3 separate regions of the Mus musculus genome follow, and all the other regions are linked to region 1. A link is a loop called in an ENCODE intact Hi-C map of the cell type or tissue named here. Cell type or tissue: left cerebral cortex. All regions are shown on one strand.

The links. Peaks named below come from ENCODE experiments on the same cell type or tissue, not always from the same donor. Only the 100,000 strongest peaks of a DNase experiment are listed, where the experiment ranks them.
Region 2: it touches region 1 in a loop (4-fold over the local background); 5 of 42 quality-filtered maps call a loop at or near these places.
Region 3: a loop joins it to region 1, with 2.2 times the contacts of the local background. A loop is called at or near these places in 4 of 42 quality-filtered maps.

The regions. Positions count from the first base shown.
Region 1 is chr1:63,176,503-63,184,502 of GRCm38, reverse strand. It overlaps Ndufs1 (NADH:ubiquinone oxidoreductase core subunit S1), which reads left to right and starts at 7,681. Exons shown (of 19, transcript NM_145518.2): 1 at 7,681-7,917. Eef1b2 (eukaryotic translation elongation factor 1 beta 2) reads right to left here and starts at 7,672. Exons shown (of 6, transcript NM_018796.3): 1 at 7,212-7,672; 2 at 6,627-6,749; 3 at 5,938-6,064; 4 at 5,605-5,671; 5 at 5,130-5,255; 6 at 4,017-5,045. The coding sequence starts at 7,291. The coding sequence ends at 4,891. Gpr1 (G protein-coupled receptor 1) reads left to right here. Exons shown (of 3, transcript NM_146250.2): 3 at 399-1,932. The coding sequence starts at 429. The coding sequence ends at 1,490. It overlaps Gm26457 (a small nucleolar RNA gene), which reads right to left and starts at 5,826; the gene lies at 5,749-5,826. It also overlaps Snora41. In left cerebral cortex, CTCF peaks have their summits at 1,676 (motif pointing left), 3,255 (motif pointing left) and 7,787; DNase peaks (open chromatin) are centred at 2,083, 3,256, 7,457, 7,746 and 1 more place; H3K4me3 peaks cover 1,489 bases; H3K27ac peaks cover 1,076 bases.
Region 2 is chr1:63,268,941-63,276,940 of GRCm38, reverse strand. Zdbf2 (zinc finger, DBF-type containing 2) reads right to left here and starts at 3,672. Exons shown (of 7, transcript NM_028673.1): 1 at 3,469-3,672; 2 at 1,763-1,845. Gm11608 (a long non-coding RNA gene) reads left to right here and starts at 3,685. Exons shown (of 3, transcript XR_865482.2): 1 at 3,685-3,737; 2 at 7,415-7,508. In left cerebral cortex, no CTCF peak of the experiment used is centred here; DNase peaks (open chromatin) are centred at 3,036, 3,783, 4,090, 4,420 and 1 more place; H3K4me3 peaks cover 1,728 bases.
Region 3 is chr1:63,445,747-63,453,746 of GRCm38, reverse strand. It overlaps Adam23 (a disintegrin and metallopeptidase domain 23), which reads right to left and starts at 7,856. Exons shown (of 26, transcript NM_011780.3): 1 at 7,335-7,856; 2 at 5,799-6,019. The coding sequence starts at 7,536. In left cerebral cortex, no CTCF peak of the experiment used is centred here; DNase peaks (open chromatin) are centred at 3,511, 7,206 and 7,906; H3K4me3 peaks cover 1,378 bases; H3K27ac peaks cover 1,292 bases.

The DNA of each region.
Region 1 (8,000 bases):
GGCGTCAGATCTTGTTACAGATGGTTGTGAGCCACCATGTGGTTGCTGGGATTTGAACTCCGGACCTTCGGAAGAGCAGTCGGGTGCTCTTACCCACTGAGCCATCTCACCAGCCCCAAGATTCCTTTAATGCACCATAATGGACTATAAGTGTTAAGGACAGAGGACTTGACCTGTAGAGTAGATCATTTTTCACTTAATTACTTAATCACAAATGAACTCTCAAAAGCTTTGAGTGAGTGAGTGTAGTCGGTGAACCTAGGACTTGGACATCTGTAGTATAAATGCAAGCCCTTCTAAAATCGTCATAAAATGGAGTATCTTTGGATTTATGTTCTTTCTATTCACCAAACCTAATTCTTAAGCTTTTCTTTTTCCTTTAAAATTTGCTTTTATAGATTTCCTTACTCTTCACCTACAAGATCATCATGGAAGTCTCAAAGGAAATGTTATTTGAGGAGTTGGACAACTATTCCTATGCCTTAGATTATTACTCCCAGGAGTCTGACCCGGAGGAGAAGGTGTACCTGGGACTCGTTCACTGGATCTCCCTGTTCTTATATGCCCTAGCATTTGTTCTGGGCATCCCAGGAAATGCCATCGTCATTTGGCTCATGGGATTCAAGTGGAAGAAGACAGTCACCACTCTTTGGTTCCTCAATCTGGCCATCGCAGACTTCATCTTTGTTCTCTTCCTGCCCCTGTACATTTCCTACGTGGCCTTGAGTTTCCACTGGCCCTTTGGCCTGTGGCTCTGCAAGGTTAATTCCTTCATTGCCCAACTGAACATGTTTTCCAGTGTTTTCTTCTTGACAGTGATCAGCCTGGACCGCTACATCCACTTGCTCCATCCTGGCTTGTCTCATCGGCACCGGACTCTAAAGAGCTCACTGGTTGTTGTTATACTTGTCTGGCTGTTGGCTTCTCTGCTTGGAGGTCCTACCTTATACTTCCGGGACACCATGGAGGTCAACAACCACATCATTTGTTATAATAATTTCCAGGAGCATGAACTCACCTTGATGAGACACCATGTTCTGACCTGGGTGAAGTTCCTCTTTGGCTACCTCTTCCCTTTGCTAACCATGAGCTCCTGCTACTTGTGCCTCATCTTCAAGATGAAAAAGCGGAACATCCTGATATCTAGAAAGCATCTCTGGATGATCCTGTCTGTGGTCATTGCCTTCTTGGTTTGCTGGACCCCTTATCACCTGTTTAGCATCTGGGAGCTCAGCATTCATCACAACAGCTCTTTCCAGAATGTGCTGCAGGGTGGAATCCCCCTCTCAACTGGCTTAGCCTTCCTCAATAGCTGCTTGAATCCCATCCTTTACGTCCTAATAAGCAAGACGTTCCAAGCCCGCTTCAGGGCCTCTGTTGCTGAGGTACTAAAGCGTTCGCTGTGGGAAGCCAGCTGCTCTGGTACAGTCAGTGAACAACTCAGGAGTGCTGAAACCAAGAGCCTGTCTCTCCTAGAAACTGCCCAGTGAGTATTGTGTTCCCAGAAAATCAGTGCAAAGTTTTCATGTGAGCCTCATAACAAATCCTTTCAGATTAGGTTGCATTCTGATCCACACTGATCATGTTTTTGTTCAGTTATATTTTTGCTTGGCTATAAAAGGGAGGATTTCTTCCCTGCAATTTAAATCATGTATCTTTCTGGCTGCCCTCTGGTGGCCGTTCTGATACTGACAGCCTAAAAGTTTCTTCCACTATTTTAGCCTGCGTCTGTTAATGTACTGCAATGTATGTATCAAATTAAGTCATTTTTATAGTGTATACCACATTATATTAATTATCTCTATTGAAAAAGTATCAGGCTGGGTTCTTTGTTTGCTTTTGCGTCATTTTGTGTACGCGTGCATGTTCATGTGTTTGGAGGTGTAAGCTGTAACTAAATCATGTGTTTCTCATGGAGACACCCACCTTTTATTTGTTTGTTTATTTATTTATTTGAGACTGGGGTTTTTCACTTACCTAGAGCTCACCAATGAGGCTAAAATAGCTAGCCAGCGAGCGCCAGAGCCTAGCCTAGCCTGGCTCCATCTCAACACTGATACTGCCAGTGCAGGGCACCATGCCAGGCTGTTTCTACTGTGTGTTCCAGGAGCTGAGCTCAGGTCTTCCTTGAATGCACTTTGGCTAAGCTGGGCCAGCTCTCCAGCTCCTTCACCATCACCTTTTCAATTACAAAAAAACCCAAAGGGGGCTGGAGAGATGGCTCAGCAGTTAAGAGCGCTGACTGCTCTTCTGAAGGTGGTGAGTTCGGATCCCCCGCAACCACATGATGGCTCACAACCATCCATTATGAGATCTGATGCCCTCTTCTGGGGTGTCTGAAGACAGCTACAGTGTACTTACATATAATAAATAAATCTTAAAAAACAAACAAAAAAACCCCCAAAACCTTTTATTTGGGGTAAGATCTATGTAGCCTAGGCTGCCTCCATAAACAAATTGAATTTACACGTATTTTAACAGTATTAAGTACATATACATTCAAACTTTTAATAATTTATAAAGTATTAGTTGGTTATGGATTTAAAGCTTCCATTCCTGTTAACTGTTTATTAAATAAGTTACTTAAAATGTCAATTTACTGTTAGTATAGATCATTTCTGAGTTTCTGGAATATAAATGAGATGGGGTGACTTGATCCTGCTTCCTAAGCTTGGAACTTCAAGTAGATAATGATGCAAATGGCCCTAGCTTGGAATCCTTGGACTAGCTACTCATTAGATCTTATTGTCCTTCCTCTCATAATTGTTCCATGGCCATGGCCAGGGTCACCAGACTTCCAAACTGCAGGCAGCATGAGGTCTGCCACTGAGTCACATCCACAATCCTCTGACAGGTTATGTCACACAGCATTGCTTCCACTATATTGAACTGGCCAAAGCAAAACTAGGCTGGTTCAGAACCAAAGGGAGGGGCCAGACCTCTTGCCCCTTTATGAAACATGCCTACCATTTTGTGTTCGCTTTTAGTCCTCTAGAACATCATGGTTACAGAAAATTCTGGCTAAATACAAGTCTGTAGATTACTAATAAACGTATTTCCAGATGGTATAGATGCTATTCAGAGAGCATGAATTGCCAGCATAATTCTATCTCCTGTTCTTTTGTTTACAGGAACACCAGTAAAGATGAATAAAATGTACCTTTGTCAGTGTTCTCCAGAATCCCCACGCACTATGGAGCCTTAGAATACCAAGTGCTGCCCTCTGCTGGCTCTCATGGTCCTGACAGGGCCCTTTCTCTGCTCTCATGCTTCTGACAAGTTCAGCGGGCTCTCAGGGTTCTGCCATAGCCCTCATGCTCCTAACACTGCCCTCTGCTGGCCTTCATGATCCTAACTTACCTAGAAAAAAACACCCACTGTTTTAGCCTGGGTCTGCTGTACATACATTCTCCTTAGTACATGCTTTATTGAGTCTATGTATCCGATTATAATACATATTTACAATGTAAAGCTTCCCTCACTGAAGGTAGTCAACCTAAAACCTGACCGAGAGCAAGAGTACTGTCTGAAGGAACTGGGCTAGTTAATCTTCTAGATTCCTATCTATAAAATTCAGAAAGCTTTGTTTTTAAGACAAGGCTTCTTTGTATACATGACTGCCCTGGACTCTGTGTAGTCCAGGTTGGCCTGGAACTAAGAGGTCTGCATGCTTCTGCCTCCTGAGCGCTGAAATTAAAAGTATACACCACCACCTGGCTCACACACATACACAAAGCTTTAAAAAAAATGCCCAAGCAGGGCTGGAGAGATGGCTCAGTGGCTAAGAGCACCGACTGCTCTTCCAGAGGTCCTGAGTTCAAATCCCAGCAACCACATGGTGGCTCACAACCATCTGTAATGGGATCCGATGCCCTCTTCTGGTGTGTCTGAAGACAGCTACGGTGTACTGATATACATAAAATAAAATTTATTTAAAAAAAAATGCCCAAACAGTAAAAATTATAGTAAATGTTTAGATATCAAAAATTTAACACAAAGCTGAAACTGCTGTGATGTATTTTTTTAAAAAAGATTTATTTATTATTATATCTAAGTACACTGTAGCTGTCTTCGGAAGCATCAGAAAAGGGTGTCAGATCCCATTACAGATGGTTGTGAGCCACCATGCGGTTGCTGGGATTTGAACTCACAACCTTCAGAAGAGCAGTTGGTGTTCTTAACCATCTCTCCAGCCCTGTGATACATTTCATAACGTACTTCTAGAGCAGCATAACCTCCCACAAGTGTCTCCAAGGAATAGCTTTGCGCATACTGCCTCCCCCAGCACTTCCCTCCATCTCTAGGTTGAGTTCTGAAAACCCACACTTGACCACCTTATGAGCCTACAATGTTCCTTTCAGGACACTTCCAAAAACTCTTATGTACAGGTGTTGTGCTCGTGGCCATCAGAGCACCTTCTAGAGTTTCGCTCTTACTCTATGGAGTGAACCAAACAGTAAGCAACCTCAGTGGCTATCATAGAGTCATCTCAGCAGCCCAAGATTCAGTTTTTCAGAAAGACATCGAAGGCATCTAGTGACAGTTTATCAATAGTATCATGTACTGCTAACAGCAAAAGAATTATTTCACTAATCACAAAAGTATACTCTAATTGCTAAATCTTTAATAACACATCAGTTCTTTATCTTCCTTTTAATTATATCTATGGTACACACAGTGTTGGCTAAAAGACAACTTCAGGTTGGTCTGGTCATCAAGCTGAGTGGTTTAAAAATGCTGAGCTATTTCTCTTTCCAGTTCAAGTTTTCGCCACTAATGAGTTACACTGAATCCTTTCCTTCAAAATGAAGACATACCATTTCACAGCAAAATGAAGAGCCAAGGGTTATCTTTCAAGCTTTTATTTAAGTGCACTGACTTAAGAATGATTTAAATCTTGTTAAAAGCAGCCACATCCATGGACTGTACGTAGTCCTCAAAAGCAGTAATTTGCTCTTCCAGCATATCCGTTCCAACCTTATCATCTTCAACTACACACTGTATTTGAAGCTTTTTAATTCCATATCCCACTGGAACCAATTTAGCTAAAAAAGAACATCAAGGGGTAAATGTTAGGAAATCCTTACGGGAAAACGCACAAATCCCTAAAACACAAGCATCACACTTACAGGAGCCCCACACCAGGCCATCTGCTTGAATGCTTCGGACACACTCCTCTAGTTTTGTCATGTCCGTCTCATCATCCCAAGGCTTCACGTCTAGTAGGATGGAAGACTTCGCAACAACTGCAGGCTCTAAGGAAGATTAAGAAGTGCACCTAAACACTCAACACTTTCACCATTAAGTCAAATCTCAAATTTGTTTTAAAACAGACCATCTTTTTGTCAAACACACACACAATTTGCCTTGTGTCTGTCACACATAATCCTCCTCCTGTGTGGCTAAGAAAGAGGCATTAAATTGTGTAACAGTTTCTTTCCCACAGAGGAATGCTACAACTGCTACCATAAAGACAGCTGTAGACCAGTAGCTGTGGAAGTTTTAAAATATTGACCCATTCAATTTAACTGGGGAAAATCCACTTTAGGGCAAGCACTGGACAAGCTCCTGAAATCAACACTACTAACAATGAAGATTACCCACTTTTAGCTTTCTTGGACTCATACTGTGCAAGGCGTTCTTCTCGTAGCTTCTTTGCTTCCTCACTTTCCTGTACAGAGAAAAGATGTTTCACAAAGTTGGTTATCTTCTGCTTAAATGTAGTGACAAGGTCATCACAAAACCCACCAGATTTATCAGAAAAAGCAAATCCATCAGGAGCTCAGCCGAAAGAAGGTGATTTGATTTTATTCATCATGTACCCAGTGATAAATTTTAAAAGGCAGACAATAAAGCCACGCCAGGATCCATCCAGGGAGTGGCTATGGCATCTGTCCTCAGGCTTCTCAATATGCTTGGATAAAGATGAAGTCATACCTCCTCATCATCAGATCCAAAGAGATCAATGTCGTCATCATCCTTAGCATCTGCAGCTCCACTTCCTGTGGTGTCTTCTACACTGCTAGGGCCATACTTGCCCAAAGATTTCTTCACTCCCGGCAGGCTTGAAAACAAACATTCTGCCACATTAGGTCAGTGTCAAAGCCCTTTCTAGGCAAAACACACAATCTTCCTTTCCCAGGAACTCCCACTCTCTTCTGGTTATTTAACCTTTAGCACAATCCCAGGCAAATAACTTTACTCTTCACCCATGGGAGACATTGTATTCAGTACTCACTACGGCTTACTCTTTCAGAATGAACATCTGTTTGAGATTTCATTAAGTATGCTCACTTCCATTCTTAGTGAACTGGAATCCACTTCCCCAAACTTCCACCCTTGCTGGTAGTTTCAGAAGAATGGCCAGGGACCGAATGAGCGAGCTACCCTCACACCCCAGCGGTGGCCCCCCCAGGTCCAAAGCACATGATCAGAGAGGTGTGGGAAAGGTGAACTGCGGTTGTCCATGTTCTACCTGTTCTGTGAGAAAATGGAGGACTTCAGTCTCTTGGCCTTGTAAGGTCACAAAGAAATTCAGCTCACACTAGGTCAGCAATGCTAAAGCCAACTTTAACCCGGTCCCTACTTTGCATGTGAAAATCCAGGTAGCACAAAGATACCTTTACCTGGCCTTTTCTTTTTCATACGACTTGATGTGATTATACCAACGTAGGGCATGACACAGGTCAGCAGGTGGTGGACCAGAAACTGCTTCAAATACTGCCACGTCTGCTTGTGATGGCACGTACCTGCCAGTGACACAAAAACAAGTGCACAGACCTTTAAAAGAAAAGACACAAACACTAGCTGGTAAATGACATAGCCCATATCCGTCAAGCTAACTAGTGAGAACAATTACAGGGCTAGCCTAAGTTGCTTCTCATTGAAAGGACACAGAACATGTTTGAATCTAGGCAAGCCCAAGAACTATCTGCCACCCAGGAGAACTCATCCCACCAGACTTGCCACAGGTTTCAACTAACAAACTAACTTGTCCAAAGACGCGGAAGAACCAGCTGGACGTGGGCACACGGAGAGCAAGCATCATCTCAATTATAATGCTGGCAGCCCCTCCCGGGAGGTCCCGCTCCATTGGCATCCCGGCCCCGGGAGCACTGACTCGGCGTCCCCCAGCATCCGGAGACCCGCTTCCTTCCCGCCGAGCCCGCGCCACGTGGCCCCGGCCCCCCAGCCTCTCGGCTCCTGCTCACCCCTCAATGTAGCTCTTGTCCGCCAGGTAATCGTTGAGCACCTGGAGGCCGGCAGGGGTTTTCAGGTCTCCGAATCCCATGGCGAAGGCTGGAACGGGGAGCTGTGCAAAAGCGGAGGACGAGAGCGCCGGGAGGCCGCGGCCAGCGCTGAGGGAAAAAAAGGACCCAGAGCGTCCGGAAAACTCCTTATATAGAGACGGAGGCGTTTCCCTCCGCCGCCCCGGCTAGAGGTTAAAGGTCAAGGTCCGTTCCTAGTCTCGGTCCTCCGCGTACCACTGCGACTTGGTAACTAAAGGGCCCACAGGTCGTCCGCCGGCCTTCCCTTGTCTTTGGAAGAAAATTAATAAAGGAGGCATTTTAAAATGCCTTCGCTCCAAGGACTCCGAAACGAAGGGAAACGCCCTCTGAGGAGCCGGAGTTGAACGAAAGCGCTCGGACGCAAGGCCTCGGCTACTTCCGGCGGAACTGCAGGTCCAAGTCGTCTTCTCCGCTTCCTCCCGGGCTCGCTCTCGGAAATTGCCGAACAGGTCCGAAGACGGGGAAAAACAGTCGAATCTGTGTTTCTAGTCCCTCCTGGCTTTCCGTCCTCCAGGTCGGGCTGACAGAGGTTGCCGTGGCCGCCATATTGACTTAGCGGCCAGGGTTTTGAGGGGTCAGGGAGACCCGGACAGGTCCGCGGAACTACTCGGTGGGCTCCGGAGGAAAGGTGAGGACGCGTTGAAGTGGGCAAGTTGAAGCGCTTCGAGTGGTGTTTTCTTTTTTGGCAGGTCTGCATCCCATAGGTCAGAC
Region 2 (8,000 bases), 92 kb before region 1:
TGAGTAGAATTTCTTACAATAATGTTAGGAAAACATAGTCCAAGTAGAAAACTAAAGAGGTATAAAAAAAATAAAAGGTACTAAATAAGTACATTTGAATATAGTAAATTAGTAACTTCTGCTGAATCAAAGGCTTGATTTGAGAATTTAAGGGGCAGCAAAACAGAAAAAGTAGGTTGGGGTTTGACATCACAATATTCAAAAGCCAACCAAAAAAAGAATTTAGACAGAGTAGGAATTTCTTTACAAGAGGTATATTAGTGATTTTTTTAAAAAAAATATAAAAGAACAATTCACATTAGTTTTCACTTTAATGACCATTTTAATACAAACAATATTTCGTTACACAATTGTAAAAACACGTAAGTAAAGAATATAAACTACAATTCTTTCTTACCATTTGTCACACAGCTCAGAAAGGGAATGATATTGGACATTCTATGCAATCACCCTCTGCTTTTGTTTAAACATACGTGATAAGCACCTTTCCACACCATTACATATAATTTCAAAATGGAATATTTAAAGGCTGTTTAGTGTTTCAGTTTATTTGTGCAAGACAAAATCTCTCTTTATCCAACAAAATAAGAGCCAGTAGTTGGTAGCCAATAATTTAAAAAATACTTGCATATATAATCTTAATATTTTAATTTAAAATGTATAATATATATCAATTGAAAATTAGGTTAGGTTTTTTTTTGTTTTGTTTTGTTTTTGCTTGGATGTTTGGAGAGGTTTTGTCTCTTTCTTTCTTTCTTTCATTTTTTCTTTCTTTCTTTGGACAAATTAACCTGTATTCAAGACATTATTTTTTCCCCAGATTGTATGATGCACTCTCAGAAAGTCTCCCGTTCACTGCTGTAGAACAGGACAAGAGCCTAAGTCCATTTTCAAATCCAAGAGCAGAATTGTGATTGTTTTCCATTTTCCCAATCTCTTGCAGACGTCATACCCAGTTATACCTTTTCAAAGAGAAGCCTTTTTTTGTCCAAAACACTCCATTTATTTTCTATAAAAATTCTGATACTATTTGTTAATGACAATGTTCACACTCCTCATTTCACTGGTTTTTGTAACATCTAAAAATGTACAAGCCAATCTAGGGCGGTGAATAGAGATATATGAATTACCTGGAATGCTTCTGCTTCCCCCCTCACCCCACCCCCAGGCACTAAGGACAGAACCCAGCGCCTTGTGCGCTAGGCAAATGCTCTACCACTGAGCTAAATCCCCAACCCCTAAAAAATTTTTCTTGCACATCTGTGCAAGAGATAAACCAATAATATTGTTGAATGGTTTGGAATTATATTGTCTTTCAACTGACTATGTCATTCTAATGAAAGCTAGCAAAATTCGGAATCCTCATAGGAAATATTTCTCAACTGCCTGACAAAAGACATCAACTTAATTAAAAAAAAATAAGTAAGAAAAGTCAATAGAAGGATATGATTTTACATAAAACTCTCGAAGCTGGTTGAGGTGGTGCACACCTACAATCCCTGCATTTGGAAAACTGACACAAGAGGCTCATGAATTCACAGGCTGCCTGGACTGAATATTGAGACCCTGTCTCAAAAATTAAAAAAAAAAATGCATTAAAAAGTTAAACTACAACAAACAAAACCCTGAAATCTAAATTACCTGTCTACCAGTAGGAAATATGAGAAGCAATTATAATCATAACAATGGCCCAGCCATGTTTAAAAAGACCATTTTAATTCAGTGTCAGTTCCTTCATATAACACTAGCAACTAATTTTCACCTTTGCTTTTTTTTCCTTTTGGGTTATCCATGCTATGCTGGTTTCCCGATGGCGACAAGCATCCTGGACACTTCCATTGGGTCCTAATAAAATAATAATAGCTAACCGTGAGCACTTAATCTGAGCCAGGCATGCTGTCAGCAGCTTCAAATGCATTATCTTATCAAAAGATAGGAGGCAACCCGAGGTTTAGAATAAGGAAGGATATTGTTCCAGGTCTCACACCAAAAACAGGGTGGCTGGTGAAACTGAGCAAATGGTGCTTCAGTTCCTTAACATCTAGACATTTTTTAATAGAAAAATAGAATTTAATAGAATAATTTTTAGAAAAAAAATGTTTTAATATTAGGTGAAAGCAAATAATTAGCAACCAAATTTGGTACACTATACAATTATCACTACTCTGAAAACAAAAAAGGATAAAATTAACATTTAGTTTAATTCCATCATTTATACCTTTTGAGTGTTGAAAGTACTTTGGTGACTTTAAGGTTATTTAGCATGAGACCATAGGAAGCAATAACATTTTTATATTACAACCCAATGCTCGAGAGTGCGCGCGTACACACACACATGCACACACACGCACACGCAGTTTTTAAAGGTTTCACAAAACAATACCCTAGCTGTATACATTCTGGCATTTTTTGTTATCTTAATTCATTTTTTAATGTTAGTCATGAATAACTACATCAGTCTCTCAATTGACCAACAGGTATGAAAAACAGTGCCCCAAATTATTAGGAAGAGTAAACAATATGTTATAGAAACCGGTTGCTACCCTGATTTCAGCTTTCTTCCAGCCAATGGGCTGGCTACTGCAGTGATACGTAATCAAATTTTCAACGAGTTTCTAGCTAGCATGTAACGCTTTGGTTTCAGACCATACAGAAAAAGTCCTCGATGTATTAAGTGAAAAGAACGAAAAATAAACACCCACACTTATGTAAAACACGCACATGAAGCAAGTACATGAACGTATACATTCTCAAAAAGAAGGGGCTGATAATCTGAAATTGTTAATGGACTCTCTCTAGTGGATGAGATTTGCTACGGGCTTTCTCCATGCCCCTCGCCGCCCCTCGAAGCATATAACTGCAGCAAAAACAAATACACGTATTTAAAAAAAACAGTATCATTTGGGGACGAAAACCGTTTTTAGTGCCTTGCGACCTGCATCTTTTCTTTTTCTTTCCCGAGCTACCCATAACTGTCGTCAGAAAACCGTAGAACCTGGAAAGGGCCTTCTTGGGAGCAAGTAAAGACGACGATGGCGTCTCTGACCAGCTCTACACAACTGTTGCACGACGGCAGCAAAGCGATCGGTAACACGCACACACTCACACGACCCAGCATCGACGGTCCCCAGCAAAACTCCGCGGCGGGGAAGGCCGGGGACCGAGCGCGCAGGCAACGCGGCGAAGGGGGTGTGTGGACAGGTGGCGCCGAATGCCTCGCGCGGCCCGGTCCGCCCGCCGCCCGCCGCCCGCTGCCCGCCCTGGCCTCTCCCGCGTCCCTGCCGCCACCAGGGCTCACCTCCTCCCTCCGCCGTGCCCCGCAGCCGCCCCGGGGCTGCGCGCCGTGAGGCCGCCCGAGTCCGTCGCGGCGAGCGCGGGAGTCCGGACGAGCCGTCCACGCCGCCCCCGGGCAGGAAGCGGGTTTCCCGGCCCGCACACCGCCACGGCCCGCCCCGCCACGGCACTCACCTCCGTGGATGCCTCCTGCTCTCCTTCCGGGCCGCTGCGGGCCGCGGCCGGCCTGGGCGCGCTGCCCGCCGCTTGGGTTCCGCCGCGCCGCGAGGACCCCCGAAACGTCCCGAAGCCGCCGGGCCCCGGGCCACGCCCGCCCGGAACGGAGGAGCGGAGCGGAGCGGAGCGCGTGTCGCTCGACGCGGGCTCCGAGTCGCGACTGGGCTCGGGCTGGCACGGGCTGGCCAAGGCACCGCAGCCCCACTGCAGCTCTGACGTCAGCGAAGGTGCGAACACTGGGCCCCTTCTGACGCACGGCCCGGCGCCGCCCCCGGCCCCCGCGCCAGCCCCCGCCGCTGCGAGCCCCTTCCTCCCGCTCTTAAAGCGCACACTTCCTGCAGGCGCCGCCCCACGCGCCCCCCGCCCGAATCAGAGCTTGGGGTTTGGGGCTTGGGACCGGGACCCAGAGCCAAGCTTCAGCTTTTGGAGAAGTTAAGTCCCAAGTGACCAGATGAAAAATGGCTCGCGAAGCAACATGTGAATTCGGGCAAGGAGAATGGCGTTCAAGGGGTTAATGAAGAGCTTGGTTGCCCAGAGTCTGCAGTGAGGTGCCTCAACCAAAAGCTGCTTTTCAAAGACCCGTTTACTCAGGGCTAGACACTGTTTTAAGGTTGCTATCGCGTTCTGCGTTTCACTGCTGAAGGGTAACTGTAAAATGAGTCCAATGAGCCCCCTTTAACAAAAGGGGAGACCCGGGTTCCTTTAAAGAGACAAGGTATTCAGACTTCTAATAAGCACAAGAAAGGGTTACGAAAATTAACAAATATCTGTTTGCCCTCAAGTACATTCACTGCCCTATCTTCTACAAAAGCAGTAGTGAGCAAAAACCAAGTGCTATGGGGAGACACAAAGCTAAATCAGTTACTACTGAATATGTACTAAGAGTCTGTGATGAAGAAAATAATCGTTACCTAAAATAAGAACAGCCTCTGAAAGCTATATTTCCTTCACACACACACATCCTTTTCTTTTGCAGACAGGGTGTTCACTAAGTAGCTCAGGTTGGTCTCAAACTCTTAATTCTCTTGCTTTGCCCTCCTAAGTGCTTAAAGTACAAGTACCGCTCAAGGCTAGGGAGCCATGCTTTATGTAAAAGTATTCGTGGTGCTGTTGGCACGGCCTTTCTGGAGACTCATCCCAGCCACTCAACACACAACACATTCCAGCCAAACCCTGATGTATATATTCCCAGTCTCTAGATTTCTTGTAAAACACCAAAAATACAAACGTCTTTAAGAGAAATGTTTTACACTTGTCAGCCTTGGAATTATCGACGAAACCCAGTCACGAATTAACCCTTTTCTCCTGACATAACTGTATTTCAGCTAAAGCACACATTTTTTTTTTAATCTTCCCACTTCAACATCTCCAAAATCAGAATGCATCTTAAAAACTTGGGGCCTCTTGATTTTGTTGGCCAGATGGCAGTATTGCTACCACATACAAAAGATGTGTGCAGCTGTTTAAAACTGTTCTTGCTTCAAACGAGTAAAAATGCATTGTTTAATGAAACCCGCAACCCTACAAGGAAGGGAAGTATTAGACATCTCGCCATTCAAACTTGAAAACAACTTGCAAGCTTCTAGCTCAAGACAGCTCAAGCGCACAGGAACACACACACACACAATAAATGTGGAAAAGATTTCCTGGGGAAAGGGATGACTTTTTTTTTTTTTTTGAAAGGAGGATTTTTCTAAAACCAAAATCAGTTTCCCCAGCACTTCCGAGATGAGGGTGACAAGATGGGCTAAAATCTATTGCCTTGATGCCAGTACCCAGTTGCTCAGCAAGAACATTAGTTCTCAGTGCTTTGGGGGACCTGTGGCTGAACAGTGAAACGACAAGCCCCACTGGGCAAGGTGCCATGTTCCTGCAATCCCCAGCACCCAGAAGGCATGGGGATCTCACATGTGAGGCCAGCCTGAGCTACCCAGCAAGACTTTAACTCAACACACACACACACACACACACACACACACACACACACACTATAAAGCTAATCCAGTACTAAAACAAAAAGGAAAAAGTCCACCTTGAATATCTCTTTTTTCTTTTTCTTTTTTTTTTAACTGAGTCAAGCAGCCCACTTATAATCCCTTTTCAACTTTAATCAGAAACACTGAAGAGAGACAAGATGGCTTGGAGATCACCTGAAGTCACTGACTCCTACTTAGATCAAGAAGGTGCCAGCGCCAAAATTCGAGGGAGAGGTTGGGCTAGCTGCTTGAATGACTAAGATCTTGTGCATTACTAGCAGTTTAAAACATTTTAACTTATATCTATAATTTAAATATTATACGGAGAGTCAGTATGCATGTGTAGGTATGCCAGGCACGGAGCTCCTACAGCAAAAAGACCAAGTAGAGGTCAGAGACTGAAAGAGCCACATCTCTTCATCACAGGTCCCAGGGTTTGAACTCGGGTTGTCAGGTTTACATGGCAAGCTGAGTCATCTTGCCTATCACCAGCATTTTCATGTCACAGAAGATGAACTGCACGGAAAAAAATCACAGCAATCAACAGCTGACTCAAAACATGAGTCACAAAAATTAAGGTCTGAATTTGAGAAAGCTTTTTTGGAACATCTTAACCACTTTTACTTCTATTTCTTCTTATATACACTAATGTATATATAATGTGCAAAGTCTGGGAGGGTGTTTTACATGTTAAGAAAATAAACTATCCCTGTCTTATGGGACACACATAATTTTTCTTCCAATGTCATCCTAGCCAACAGTATTAGAAGCAATGCCATTCTGCACCAGACTGCAGCCCATTCAGATCGGATTTCTGTCTACTGGTAATGAGTGATAGGCGAGTTCATTATCAACAAGAGAAGATCAAAAAGTTGTAATTTCCCATTTCCTTTTCAATCCATTATTGAGGTGTGCACACAGCAAAAACTCATCCAAATGACCTTAGTCAACAGGTTTCTTGCATCCCATCTCCTCCCTAGTCTTGGTGGAACAGGATCCTAAGTATATATTCTCTCAGATTGTCTTCCCTTTAATAAAAACAATGTTCATCTCTATCCAGAAATCACTTTCTGGTCATTTTAGCTAATGTTAGGCTAACACCTCATGGGGAAAGGCTGTACAGGTGATCTGGAGTTCACTGCTGAATCATATAGCAATTTAGACCTTCATCGACTTGGGGGTTTAGTATACCCCCCAAAATCTATTATCTTGTTCTTTATCATACCAATTTATAAACTTTTATACAATAGCCTGACATTTTAGCACTTTAAAGAATATATCGTAGGAGCCAGTATAGCAACACTTACCTGTAATCCCAACACACAAGAGGATGAGGGACCCTCAAGATGGTTCAGTGAGTAAAGACACTTGCCACCAAGTCTGGCAACTGGAGTCCCATCTCCAGAACCCACACATGGTGGGTAGAGAGAAGGAACTACTGAAAACTGTTCTCTGGTCTTCACACACACAATGAAATATTTTTAAAGAGGTTGGGGTGCCAGATGTGGTAATGCACAAGTGCGTTGTCTGCAGCCAGCCTGGCCTACACAGTGAGCAGCATTGGGGGGAGGGGGGGAGATGGTAAAGACCCTAGGTCAGAAAGAAAATGTTTTAAAAGGCCGGAGGATTAGCGGTTTGAGGCCATCTTAGGGATGTAGCACAACTTTATTCTCCAAACAAACATATGGAACAAAACAATAAAGAGTATATGTTGGGGTTGGGAGCACATGTAAATCCACCGTGAGTGCACAAGATCCTGGGTTTGATCATGGCACTACTAAACGTGTATTTGTCATCTTTAAGGGTTAACAATCCACTCACATTATGCATCACATTCAAATCATCAATTTAAAACAGAATGATTATAAATATGTGCATTCTGGTTCAGTTGTGTCCTGAGAAACATAAAAACATTCCATTTTAAATAGAGAGAGCACCATCTGAATGGAGAGAGCACCATCTGAATGGAGAGAGCACCATCTGAATGGAGAGAGCACCATCTGAATGGAGAGAGCAAGCAAGGTAATGCTGTCGGAGAAGCTGCGCACTGCAGCCTGCAACCACTATTGCTCAAACCTGTCACTAGCCTGAGTGAGGAGTGATGGTGGCTTTCACAACCCCAAATGGGACAGCTATTTCTATCAGTCACTCTAAGTCTGGGGGTGGGGGTGGGAGTGGGGACACTTGGGAAAGGAGGGGCAGAAAGAACTTGAGAGCCACAGTGTGGGAGATGTGCAGGAAAAAAAAAAAAAAAAGTCTTCTGTGCTTGACATAGCTGTTGCAATCACGAGCTCACCGAAGCTGTAACAATCCACATAAAACCTGCACAAGATTGGGCCTGTCTATATTTAATCATGGATGGGAGAAGGGTCCAAGAGGCCAGACCCTTCCCTGAGGGACTATCCACAGCTAATGGTTGATGGGGGAGGAGGGTGTCATTTTCTTCAGTGATGTAGTCACTGATGAGTGGCCAAAGCACCAGTAAATTACCTCCTCCCCACGCTCCAGCAAGAA
Region 3 (8,000 bases), 270 kb before region 1:
CACCTCCTCTACATAGGAGCTTCTTCTTAACACTCGGTGGACCTGTCACACCCAGCATCTAGGCCCACTCTGCCCTTCAAAGGAAACCACCATTCTCTCCCATGTTCTGTTATTTTATCTTCTCCAAGCACTTGTCAACACTTCTAATTAACAGGCTGGTGTTGTTAGTAGGCTTGTCTGTGCCCCTCCCCCCACCCCCTTTGGAAGGTAAGCGCTCTGTGAGCCACAGGATTGGTGTTGGACACCATGCTCATTTCCTGAGCCCCCTCCTATGACTCACCCCATGACATGGAATAAATCAAACCCCTGCATCTGTCTCTCCTGTCTATACAGCCTCTCACTTCTGACACTCACTATCTCTGTCCACCAAGAGCTCTGCCCAGGAAAGAGGTGGATTCAAACCCTGGCTCTGTCTGCAGCTCTCTAGCTATTAGTCCTGTTTGAAGACACCAATGATAAATCTCAACTGCTGCATGTAAAATAAACCTTGGTCACTAGATTTCTAAGGAATTGTGAAGGGCTTTTGTTCTTACTAGCCACACTCCCATTTCCGGTCTCTCACATACCTAATGCACTGTCTGCGTCCTTCTCCTTACTCACAAGACTGAAATGCCTAAAAGAAAATTTGCAAATGAAGCAGGGGGGCCACTATAGAGGTGTTTTTGCAAGTTTAAATAGTATAAGCATAGGTTTAGCGACTCCCACAATGGCAAAACTCAAGACTACAATTACCACTCCTGATGATCTAGTCAAGTACAAAAAAAAAATCTAGAAGAATCTGTAGGCTATTTGTTTTTAATTTCAGTGTGATTATAACAGGAGATGTACGGCAATCACTCAATTCTTTCTCTATATATTTTCTTATATATGGGTGTTCCATGTCCCACAATAGTGAAACTTCCTTTTAATAAATAAGGATCATAAAAACATATACTCCGTACTTCTAAAACTATATAAGAACATCTTGCAGGAGAACTCCTTGGGACTTCCTTATGCCTTACTGCTCTTTCTGTTGTCCCATACTAAGGAAAACGGAGCTTCTGGCTTCTAGAAAATCAAGAACTGTGGGACCAGCCTTGCCCTGAAGTAAACTCAAATGCATAATCACTACAGTCCAAATTCGCTTACAGCTGACATGACCCTCTGTGGTAGACATATGTTCAGCACACACGAGTGTCTGGATTCAACTCCCAACACCAAAATAAAAAGGGAACTGACTTTACTAAACTCCCCCGTTTCTCTCTTTAACCTGGAATTGTGGGGAGTAGGGAGTAGCCTGTTTACCTAAAAGTCAGTTGTGACAAGAGGTAATTTGTTTAGGTGACTCCAATGATATGTGGGTCACCCTCCCCGACCCTAAACTATGCCTCGTGTCCCTCTCCCACTCCCTCCCTATCAGACGAGAGACCACATAAAAGACAAGTAAATTTTGATCAACATTCTCAGGAAAAGACTTCCCAGCATCATCTTAAAGGGGAGTGAATGAATGAAGAATGAATGAGTCAGTTTCTCCTGCTGTTCATGTTTACTGTCCGTTAGATTTGTATACTGTATTGATGATATATTGTTATGTGTAATAATCATATAACGTCGCATAGACTCATAAAGACTGGCAAGTCTTGATAACAAGCAGGCATAGGAAAATGCAAAGCTCTTCTTCCATCCTCATTCTCACTCAACACTCAACACAACACTGTTGGCATGAGTTGCCCCGGTCTTCTTTCCCACACGCCAAGCAATCTGAGGATTCTCCGCAATGAACAAGCCAGGTCCTCTAATTCAGTTTTGTTCAGACACTATCCATCTGAATGAAGATAGTGTTAGATCTCACAGGTTGGAGGTTGACTCCCACAAGACTTCAGATGCCAATCACAAGCTCCAAGCTAGGACCTGAGCGAGCAGGCTATAAATCAGGCCTCTCAACACTCCCTCAGAGTTGACTGACTTGCTAAGAGAAGCTCACTGAATTCAGGGAAAACATTTACTAGTTGCCAAAAAAGACATTATAAAAGTGACAGGTTAAACAGCCAGGTGGAAGAAATACACAAGGCAAGATATGAAAGAAAGGTATGAGCTCTGGGCCTCCGCAGGTGCCACACCCAGAATCTGGTCCCTTTGGGTCAGAAGCTTTGGAGAACCTTCATTTTATAAGTGTGGTTGATCACGCCCCTAGACATTGATGATCAACTATATCTTAAGGTCCTTTCCAGATGGCTGAGGATGAAAGTCCCAACCCTTCAATCACACCTTCATCTTTCTAGTGACTAGACTCCCATCATAAAAAACATCTTAGAAGGCCCCAGTCACCAGGCATTGTCACATTACCCCATGAAAGAGCAGTCTCTCATCACTCTGATGATTTCAAGAGTCTGTGTGACAGAAAATGGGATGATACCAAATATATATTTTCCAGTACCCACAAAATTAAAATTCTTCATTACCATGCCCTGATACTACTGCTATGTAATACTAAACTGACATCTTAGGTAGTAAGGAGATTGCTATAATAAACGATCAGATAAGATTGCCTATCAAAAAAATCTTAATTTGGAGAAGTACGAAAAGTAGAAAGAAAACCTAAGGTATCTATTCATCCCCTGCCCACTCTCAGACTGGCTTGGTTTTATGCCTCATATCCAGGTACAGTTATAATTGTTCCCTTCTCTCAAAAATGGAGCCATGTGGGCTTTAACTATTTCTTCAACATCACTCTATGCAGACATTGAAATGATTCCCGTTCTCATTCACTTTCAATTGCTGTGATAAAACACCATGACCAAAGCAACATGGAGAATGAAGGGATGCTTTGGCTCACACATGCCAGGTCATGACCTATCACTGAAAGAAGTCAGAGTAGGGGTTCAAGGCAGGAACTGAAGTAGAGACAGGAACTGAGGTAGAGACCACGGAGAAGTGCTACTCACTGACTCTTGTTCCATGGTTTGCTCTGCTTGCTTTCTCATATACTCCAGGACCATCAGCCCAGGGGATCACTGACCTGAGGAAGGGGGACCTCCCACATCAATTGTTAATCAAAAGAGTGTCCCCAAGATTTGCTTGCAGGCCATCTGATTAGGGCATTTTCTCAACTGAGATTTCCTCTGCCCAAATGCTCCTAGTTTGCGTGTCAAAACGACAGATCAAAAAGGAAAAAACAAACAAACAAACAAAAACTAACCTGCAAAATTCCTAAGCATTCTTTGACATAGAAATGCTAAAGCTTTCAGAGCCAATACCATATACACAGGTCCACCACACATCCAGCTTTCAGACTATCCCTTTATGAAAGAGTTAATAAGCATTTCAACTTTCGTGGCTGTTAAGTATGAAGGACCCATCCACACACAAGATTACAAAACTTCTTCAGACATAAATGTGGAGCGTGGCCTTGCAACCTAGATTTGGAAATGTCCCAGTCCAAATCTGCACCCAATCACAGGGATCCATGGGAGAACCACAGTGATTCAGCATTTCTAAGGCATTCATTAAAATGTGCTTGCCTGCAGCAGAGCCCGAGCAAGGACAGGTCCCAAGTACATGGATATTAAAATCAAGTTCTTTTTTTTTAGAAGCAAGGATGAGGGGAATTCTGTACTTTCTCGTTGTGACTTTTAGAAAGCAGCTGAGCTGGCAAGTGTGTCTGCTATTCAGCAAGTCATCCTAAGATCCAGTGGAAAACACGAAACACGTCCTACTGACCAGTCCACAGAAGCTTAAAGACCTAGGGGGAAAAGGAACTCAGAGATCACAAAAGGAAAAGTCAGGGTGCAACCAAATCAGATTTGTACTATAAATCTAACCCAGGCCTCAGAATCTTGCTTATGTCATCTCGGTGTCTCCTGGAGAATAAATGTGGCTTTTTCACCCTTGAGAACCCCATCATCTCTTATCTGTGAACCTTTACCATACAGCTTTGCATATGAGAAATAAACAGATGTTTATCGAATTAAGTTAATAAGAAAAGAAAAAGACTGTCAAATATCATGTCTGTCTAAACGTTCTTTTCAAAAGTAGAAAAGAAGTCAGGCTACCAGGGTGAGGAGAGTCAAGAAATTCAGTCAGTCCAACAGCAAGCCAGTACTCCACAGGAGAAACCCATTCATCTACATAAGTGACAGGTGAAAGGTCAACAGACCTGATTATCATAAAGTCAGACATATGCAGTAAATGGCACCCATAAACAAAGCAGCCATCTAAGGCTAGACCATAGGACCAACATTAGTCATAACATCCAACGCCCACGTTAAAAAGAAGTTTCACTGAAATCTCTTTCAGATCTCAGCTGTGGAGGCTTTAGACCTTCTTTAAAGCAGGCTTTGAGGTAGCTATGGGCTTCCTCCAGTACCCTGTACAAAGGCCCTAGAGTTTAAGAACTATAAACAAGTAATGCAATCTATCCCCGACTTAGCATAGGGATCACTTATAAGGGAAGCTAGCTGGTCCTCACTGCATGTTATCAAGGGGGCCTTGGGCATCTCTTCCTAAAGACAACATCTATTCCTTCTATCCTTAAGACATGAAGTATTAGTTACTCCACTAAGTTACAGAAACCTTCTAAGCGAAAGGCCTGCTAGGGGAGAAGCTCACAGTCTCAGCCATGGTGGGCAACACCCCCTTCAAAATCACACAAAGGTGGCTAACCAGGTTAACAAAGTTATTCAGTATAAAGGACACTTTTTCTCAGGGACTTCACTTGTTTTAAAAATAGTAGCAATTAACTGCTCAAACCTAATAGCTGCTTTAAACCGTAAGAAGAGTCCCACAAAGGCCTTTTATCCCTGTCTCCCCATAAATGGGGAGAGGCATGGCAGTCCTACCAATCACATGCTGATGCAAACCACGGACGCACTGCCTAAGTTCTACACGTTTAACCAGCTCCTGCTCGTGCCGGCTAAACAGGGACAGTTCAGAAGGCAATGTGTGACCTTATTATCATAAAGTCAGACATGTGCCGTGAAATCACGCCCACAAACAGAACAGCCTGTTTTCTGTGCCCAATGCAGAGCAAAGTTTCCACTACCGCACTGTGTAGACTTGCTTCAGATCCAAAATATCATTGGATCAAACAATAAGACCCAGGACAGGGGATTCTTTAAACTCTTGGACCATTAGATACTTTCGTCTTTGTTTGGGTATCTTTCTCAGGCTCCGGGCCACTTTCACGACCAACCTAAAAGGAAAGCCAATGCTCACCATCCATGCAGAGGGCCCTCAAGGGTGATGTCAATCAAAACTGGTCTATATCTTATATAAGTCGTTGTTTTCTGTTCTTCACAGTCTCTTGAAATGCTGAATTGTTTCCTGACAAGACATCATAGTAATGCTTCCCCCCGCCATGCCCAATTCAAGAAATAAAGTGAACTCAAGTGCAAGTTCTGCATGGAAAGTCTGCTGGGGAAAGGACAGCCACACTGCCTTCTGTGGACAGACTGCCAGGACTTATATCTCCTGGGAGGTAGCTTCCTGCACCTTTACATAAATGCTCCCAGAAACAAGTCAGAACTGCAAACAAGTTCACTCTATTGCTTAGTGCCAAGGTACCTGAGAGACACGGGGACCCAGTTTGTCACAGGACGTCTGAAAATGTTCAGTTTCCATTTCAGTCAAAGAGACAAACAGTAAACCCTGTCCCGGTCGATCCCAAGTTAATTCCCTCTAGTTTCTCTTCTACCATCGTATTAATTGCTTACTTAATAAAATGCTGCGCTAAAATTCGTGAAATCAGATTCTGGCAGAAAATCAAATGAAAAGAGAACTCCTTGTGGCAGCAAGTTGGACATATTCAGCCTCCTGCCTACCTTATTGTGTTTCTGTTGGTGTCTGGCCTTTGTGTCAAGAACATGATAGGGGCTTTCTGAGTCCTGGTTGATGTAATACACCAGTCTTGAAGGCAGTGTGATTTCTTTTTGCACTGCACTGCTGTAGCTGGTATTTCTGCTGCTGCTATTTTGTTGCAATGTGTTGTCTTCATCTGCCAGGACTCCCAGGGTTTTTTCTGCAGTTTCATTCCAGTGCGGAGCTGGGGGGGTTGGGGGGGAGGGAAGCACAAATATACACAAATACACACAGATACATCCAGTAAATATATAAACTCTAAAATACATCTTTCCATTAATTACATTAACAAAGTTTTCTATTGCTAAAAAGTTAGAAAGTGGAGACACCAAAAGACAAGTTACTGTAACAGTGGTTTGGCCTGGATAGGTTACACAACCATGTCCTGTACTCAGGTATATCTTTTCTATCCACTCTTAGAGCCGAACATCTGAACTGTAAGGGGTCAGAAAGCAGAATGCGCTTAGGGAAAAGTCAGCAACTAACATGCTCAAGGGTCCTGACCCTTGTCCCATCCCTCCTCAGAGGATGCAGCAGCTCAACTGTACCCATCTTAACATCACCTCATCTGAGAGCCAAGAACACTCCAGACAAAACTTGGGTCCTGAATTCATGGACACTGAATGTAAAGTGATACTTTCAAATATATTTGTGTGTGTGTGTGTGTGTGTGTGTGTGTGTGTGTGTGTTTATGTGTATTATGTGTGTGTGAATGTAGAAATATATATATGTGTGTGTGTGTATATATATATGTATATACACACACACATATATACATACATATATGAATGATTTCTATTTCTTTCTAACTTTGAGATGAGAAAAAAAACTGTTTTGCCATAAAGGGCTATAGTTGCTGGCAACTTTCCAAATTCTTTCTTTTTTACTGCCAAGGCCAGCTTTCTGCTTTCAGTGACTTCCAATCACCAGTGTGCTCAACATTGTATTATTCTGATTGCTCATTATGACAAGCATTTTGGGAAAACACAGCCAAAGGTCATGCGCAAAGAGTGTCTTGGAGACTTTCATTCTCTGGTCCCCAAATTATGCCTCTCTCACCTTAATTCCAACAGTAGGGACTAAACCTGGTGGGGAATTTGAGGGATCAAGCATTTGTCACTATTATTGCATGCCCCCCACCCCTCCGCATTCATATGAAGGTTCCCCAAGGCAAAAAGCAACTTGCTAGCTCACTGCATCTTCCTGTCACTGGAAGTTACATAGAGAGCGCTAAAGGACTCAGGAGCCACCAAATACCTCTGGGTGGAACCCACAGTCACTGGAATGGGTCTTTAGTGAATGCAACAGAAACGGACTTCCAAAAGTGAACCAGCATGAACCTGGGCTTGGGACGGACAAGGGTGGAGAGGTGGACAGGGAGGCGCTCGAAGGCCAGGCTGGGGACCCACTCGTCCGGGTTACACGCACCTGCGTGCCCTTCTCTCTCCTCCCCAGGGCCCCGCGGGGAAGGCAACGCAAAGGGCACCGGCCATACCCACCGCTGGGCGCAGCGGCCCCCCGGGCACGGGGCCGGGATGAGGTGGCGAGCGCAGGTAGCAGGAGAAGGACGAGGAGCAGGCGGCAGGGCGGCGCGCGGGCCGGCACCGGGCCGGCGGGGCAGCGGCCGGGGCCGCAGGAGGCGCCGGGAAGGCTGCAACCCGTCAGGGTCGGCCGCCGGGAGATGCTGCCGGGCGGCTTCATGGCTCATCGCTCCCGGGCGCCGGTCCGAGTGACCCGCGAGAGAGCCGGGCTGGGCTGCGGGGCGGCTGCGGGCGGAGCCGGTCACGCCGGCTGGGCGCGCATGCTGCGGCCGCGGGCAGGGGTCAGGGGCTGGGGTCTCGGGGACGGCGGCGCGCCGTCCTCTGCTCTTTCCGCCTTTCCGGGAGCGGCCCGCAGAGAGGGGTCCCCGCCGCTCCACCAACTTGGAGCCTCCTCCAGTGGCTGCACCCTCCCAGTGGCGGGCGCGGCCGCACCAGTGACTGCGGGGGTTGCTGCCGGGCCTAAGGATGCTGAGGAGGCGCGCGCAGGAGCGAGCGGCACGGGCACGCGCGGCGCGGGCGCGAGACTCGGGGACGCGCAGCGCGGTACTGCACCCCACCCTCCGGGAGCGCGCCCGAACGGGGTTTCGGGTGCGGATGCTGATGCTCTTGCAGATGCTGATGCTG